2 separate regions of the Homo sapiens genome follow, and region 1 is linked to region 2. Evidence: read pairs that join two places in POLR2A ChIA-PET (ENCODE). Cell type or tissue: GM12878. All regions are shown on one strand. Links, peaks and the distances in the headings refer to the core of each region. The heading gives the core; the rest is flanking DNA. Region 1 has its middle 210 kb from the start of SPRY2. Region 2 has its middle 45 kb from the start of SPRY2.

What was found. ChIA-PET counts read pairs that join two places held together with the same protein. Peaks named below come from ENCODE experiments on the same cell type or tissue, not always from the same donor. Only the 100,000 strongest peaks of a DNase experiment are listed, where the experiment ranks them.
Region 1: POLR2A ChIA-PET joins it to region 2 with 5 read pairs; 4 of 35 experiments call an interaction of 5 or more read pairs at or near these places.

What each region holds. Positions count from the first base shown.
Region 1 is chr13:80,545,188-80,548,114 of GRCh38, forward strand. No RefSeq gene overlaps it. Among named protein-coding and RNA genes, the nearest start is that of SPRY2, 210 kb to the left of the region's middle. RefSeq lists a silencer at 2,747-2,927. In GM12878, for the core only: no CTCF peak of the experiment used is centred there; no DNase peak of the experiment used is centred there.
Region 2 is chr13:80,384,618-80,387,544 of GRCh38, forward strand. No RefSeq gene overlaps it. Among named protein-coding and RNA genes, the nearest start is that of SPRY2, 45 kb to the left of the region's middle. In GM12878, for the core only: no CTCF peak of the experiment used is centred there; a DNase peak (open chromatin) is centred at 1,534.

The DNA of each region.
Region 1 (2,927 bases), core at 311-2,810, 160 kb after region 2:
GCTTAAGCTTTAAGAGATAGCCAAGCAGAAAGGACTGAGGGATAGAGAGGTAGGGAGAGAACCGAGAGAGAGAAGCAAAGATGTTAACAATGACGAGGAGCGCACATAGGTCAAATGAGATAAGGGCTGAAAACAACCCATTAGAAAATAGTGACATTTACTGGAGCATTTACAGGGCCATGGGAAGGATCGAAACTTATTATGTCATTTGAAGAAGTAAATGTGAGAAAATGGAGATAGCAATTTCAGCCATTCTTTTGAAGGCTTAATTGCGAAGGGGAGAGCTAGTCTAATGTATGCAGTAGGAATCGATGGAGATGAGATAGGGTCTGATTTTCTAGATTAATTCATTAATCTTTAAAATGGGAGAGCCATTTTGAGCGTGTTTATAGCCTATAAATTCGGAGCCAAAAGCAGGAGGGATAAATTATACAGAAGGAGGATGTAACTGTTGGATCAAAGTAAAAGTTAACTTTGAGGGGGAAAAAAAAGAAGACAGCTTCCTGTAGTATTAAGGAGACATGATATGAGTGGATGCAAACTCTCTTACTTAAAATCTGAACATCTTTACCTTAGCAATTTCTGAGAACATTACTTGAGAAGATACGTGCAGAGCTGTTCACCACACATAACATCATTAATGGTAATTTATCTATTTCCTGCAAACCTTAAAATTTTCTTAGTACTTGAATCTTGCAATTTTTTTCCAAAATTTTTTTTGGCACCAGAAAATATCCCTCTGAAAAAATCATCAGCATTGATTCTGGTTTCAGTTACTACCATTGCCAATTATTTCATCAACCTCAACACTCAACAGCCACGAACCTAGTTAATATTAAGATGGAGTTTCTTTCTCGAAGCACAGAATTTTCTCCAAGCTTGTTTCAATATAGCATATCATTTCTCAAAAAAACCTTTATAAGTTTAATACAATTATTGCTTAAAGTTGCTTTTAAAATAAAGAAATATAGAATTAAGTAAATGTGTAATTTTTTTATAGAAATTTATATTCCAATATTTCTACAAGACTTTTTATAAAAATAATGTCTATTTTCCTCTCCTTTATCCACCTCTCCTCAAAAATTTAAAAGCTTTCATCCATTGTTTTGATATTTTCCCTGTATATTTTAGTGATGTAGTTGTAGTTTTCTAGTTTAAGACATTATGTCTTGACTTGCTACAATGAAAAATGAATATATAAATCTTTTATATCTCTAATTTTCTTCACTTTTTTTTTTTTTTTTGACGGAGTTTTGCTCTTGTCGCCCAGGGTGCAGTGGCACAATTTTGGCTCACTGCAACCTCTGCCTCCCAGCTTCGAGTGATTCTCTTGCCTCAGCCTCCCAGGTAGCTGGAACTACAGGCATACACCACCATGTTCAGCTAAATTTTATTTTGTATTTTTTGGTGGACATGGGGATTCACCATGTTGCCCAGGCTGGTCTGGAACACCTGACCTAAAATGATCTGCCTGCTTCGTCCTCCCAGAGTGCTAAGATTACAGGCATGAGCCACCATGCCTGGCCAATTTCCTTCACTTTGTCCTCTCATTTTCCAAATATGTTTATTTTTTTGTTTGATTTATAATTTCTTTTTATGTTATTATATAATGAGAATATAAATATTTTGTTCACAGATAACTCACATAAGTTATGTTTATATTTCCTTTCTTAGATATTTTCTTTAGTTTTATTTTTGAGTTAAAAAATTGTGTGTGTATGTGTTTTGGTTGCTCTGTTTTCTATATACCTAGCAATAACTAATCCCCAAACTGTCTGCTAAAGTATACATGTTTTCTCGATATTTTAAACTTATTTACATTCTTATTAGTTCCATCTTCTTGACGAAATCCTTCTAGGAAAGTTTTTCTTCCTGGTCTCCTCTGGACTTATTGCTTGGTCCTTTGCAGAGCTATTGTTGTTTCGTAATCTCTCTAAACTGGCATCCAAAAAATTCCATGTCTTTCATTTTCTTGGTTTATACACTCATTTTGGTGGCAAGCCTTCTGTTATTTTCCTGAGAAAGAGTGTTTGGGAGATCAATTTTGTGTTAATTTGTACATATGAAAATGTCTTTACTCTCACATTCGATTCCCAGTTTGGCTGCTATAAACGTATAGAATGGCAGTAATATTTACTCCTAATTTTGAAGTCATAGTTTTAATTACTTTTTTAAAAAAAATTTTGCATCTAGTGTTGCTGCTTACAAGTTTGAGCCCATTCTGATATTTTCATTTTGCAAGTTTTGTCCCTGTGCTCTAAATTTTAAAGTGATATGCTTTGTTGTAGGCCTAAAAAGATTTTTTTCCCCACCGTGTTGGGCATTTCATGGGCTTTTCATTCTGAACTTGTTCCAGTTGGAACATTTGTTGAATCATGTGCTTGGTAATTTCCTTAACATAATTTCCTCTGTTCTTTGTGTTTTCCTATTATTCAGAGAATGAACCTTTTGGATTGATGCTCTATTTTTTTCTTCATGTTGAATTTTCTACATTTAGACTTTTTATTCTAATTTCTTAGATATCTCAAGCATTCAAAATTTTCTAGTTTTTTTTTTTTCATTTCTGCCATGATATTTCTGATTTCCAAAAGGTTTACTGATCTGGGTCTTGATTTTTTAATATCATGGTGTTCTTTTTCATTGAAGTAAAATTTCTTATCTCTAGATGGCCAGAAGCTAAACACACAACATATACACATGTGTAAAGCCTTCAGCTTTCATTACTCTATTTTATCCAAATTTGTTATTTCTGTTTGGTCTGTGTCCTTCATGTTAGAGGCTTTCCTGAAATGTACTAAGATCCTTGGCCACCCATAAACACTTAAGAATGAGTCATTAAATATCTGATTAGAAGCTCTAGGGTTGTCAACTGGTATGCCTCTCTGTTAGGTGATCTGGCCCTGCTGTTTGCTGTGAACTCCTAACTG
Region 2 (2,927 bases), core at 218-2,717:
TGCAGAAAGTTTAAATAACTTGCTGAATGTCCCACTTACTAAGTGAAGGATCCCAGATTTAAGGCCAGGCAGTGTATCTCCTGTTTGCATTCTTAACTACTATGCTGTACTATAAAGTATTAGACTAATAAAGTATGTTCAATTTTTTCACATGCTTAGGAACTCAGCTCCAATGCCTGTCCTTATTGTAGCACCCGAAGTCTTAGCTTAGCACTAAGCCTTGGGGTGTGCTAAGCTAAGCCCTGTGATGCTTGGCTCACAGACCAAGAGTGTGCCAAAGACATCAGGCATGCTGTAGACATCTCTCTCCTGTTTATTTTGTATCCCTATTTCTAGTCCTGCGCATTGATATGGTCTCCTGTGCCTAAAGAAAATACTTGAAGATTTAATATAAGTTATCCTGATTTGGTTAATATAAAAAGCTCTATAGAAATCATACCTCAAGCCTAGGGGAGAAAAGGAATTGCATTAATGAGCCTTGAGCCCAACAATGGCCTCAAGATAACTCATCCCACGTGAATGGGTAGGAGATCCAGTGGTGTTTACCATGAGAACTGTGGTTAGTTTGCTAGGGCTGTCATGGCAAAATACCACAGATTGGGTGACTTAAATAACAGAAATTTATTTCTTACAATTGTGGAGCCTGGAAGTCCAAGATCAAGGTGGTTTTTTTTCTAAGGTCCCTCTCCTGATGGCCTCATTTTAACTTAATTACCCCTTTGAAGACCATATCACCAAATGCAGTCATATTCTGAAGTCTTTTTTATGTAACATAAAGTATAAAACTCCAACATACTGTGTACTGACGTACAAGAGGTTAGGGCTTCAACATGTGGATTTTGGGGAATAGGATTCTTTCTCTAAGGGACTAATTTTTCTTTGTTCCTCACTTAGAACACCCAAGCAGTAATAGACTTGGACCGCGGGATTTTCTTTTGAAAGGCAGGATGGAGCACAAACTCTGAAGTTAGACTGCTACCGGTGTAAATCCCGACTTGATCACTTACTCCATTTTTTGCTTTGTGCTCTCTGGCACTCAGTTTCCCCATTTGTAAAATCTGTGTAATATCTTCGAGAAAATGAGATAATCTGTGTAAAATTTGGTGACATAATCTGTGTAAAATGACTGTGGCAACAATGAAGGCAGTAAGGTTAGTTCCATTTCTCTCTGTTCAAGGAGTAGGTAAAGGTTTCTGTTAGAATCTTGGGAAGACGTCCTTTGCTTGCTCCTCTAGTGAGAATTCAGTATTTTCCCAAGGGAAAGAAAACTCCGAGTATACTTGAGAGTAGTTGAAATACAACTTTTAGGTATACCATGGATTACTTAGGCTTTTGTGGGTTGGACTGGGGACTAATAATTACGTAGAGCCCTTTATATGGGGAAATGATACTCAGTTTGGGAATAAGAAATAAGGTGTCAGGAGCTAAAGAAGGGGACAAAAAGATGTGTTGGATGGGAAATCAAGGACCCAACTACATGGTTGCTGAATAAACTAATAAAGAAAAGCTATCACTAAGATGAAGCAAACATAGAGGTGTTTCAGGGGCAGCTATAGCTCAGTGGTTTTCAAAGGAAACCACATGTGGGGCCACAAGACATCTCTCAGCTTGAACCTATTGGTGGAGCTCAGGCTTATGATATATTGTTAAGATGAACTGAGCAATACTCACTTGCAATTAGAATCCTATACAATTTGTTAGAGTAAGACCAGGAAGAGTAAGACTGGATAGTGGTCTGCCATTTGAGGGCACCTAATAAGCATTTTCTGTGCATAATTACTGCTCACACACTTTGCCCTTTTATCTCATCATAGAAATAGACTGAATAAGGTATAATTTATAGTTTATCACCATATTTCTTTGGCTTTCAGATCACTTCTAGAAAACATTTCTGATTATATGTATTTGTATGTGTGCATATGTATTATGATAACTATCATAATGGTTTACAGTGGAGCTGCATGAAAAAAAAATAAAGGAATAAAGTTAAGTAGAAAATGCCAACATACTGCATACTGGTAATTTTCCACTACTTAAGAGAAAATGTCACTTTTCTCCCAAACAATCCAATTCTTACTCTTATCACCAATGTACATAACATGATTGCTATTGCATATCTGCTATGTAAACATTGCTTTAATATTTTTCATTACTTTTGTCCAAATGACCCTGAGTAAATGTAATATCTGGCACAAGGTGCTGGAGTTGTGGCACTGTTTGAAAGCCAGTGGCTTTGTTGTATAACTTGAAACCCTCAGAACTTTGGCACAGCTAGAGGTTTTTTTAATTTTTTATTGGAAATTTCATTTTTATTATCCATGAAGCTCTATTGTCTAGTAATCAAACACTAAAGGCTAAATGAAACCAAATAATTGATATAATTTTAACTCTCTAATGGGGTAATAATTTTAAAGATGCTATACACATGAATTGCACCCAGTAGTTGGCAAAGTGTTACCATTTACACACACACACACACACAACCCTTTTCAGTAGAAATAAAATTCATTTTTACAAGAAGCTTACTTTCTAAAAAAGAAGGAATGTAATCTCCTCATTATCTTTCTGTGAATGCCTTCATATTGACTAATGTTAACATTTGCAGAGAATTTTTTAAATCTCTAAATCACAGTTGTATTATTGTTCAATGCAGACAATCTATCTGCTCTCTTCCTACTGAATCAGGCATCTTTCAAGAATGTTTAGATTTCTATGTTATACTGCTTAGAACCAAAGTACACAATATTTTTTTCATTATAGTGAGAAATTAAGTAGCAACTGTTCTGACACAATATTTAACAATCCATTTAAAAATAACTTTTATTTACTCTCCATGTCAAAAATGAAATGAGTGTATACATGTTGAATGACCCTTTCTATGCTTACAAAGTATTTTATTATAATTTTTTTCTGAATAATTTTTAAAG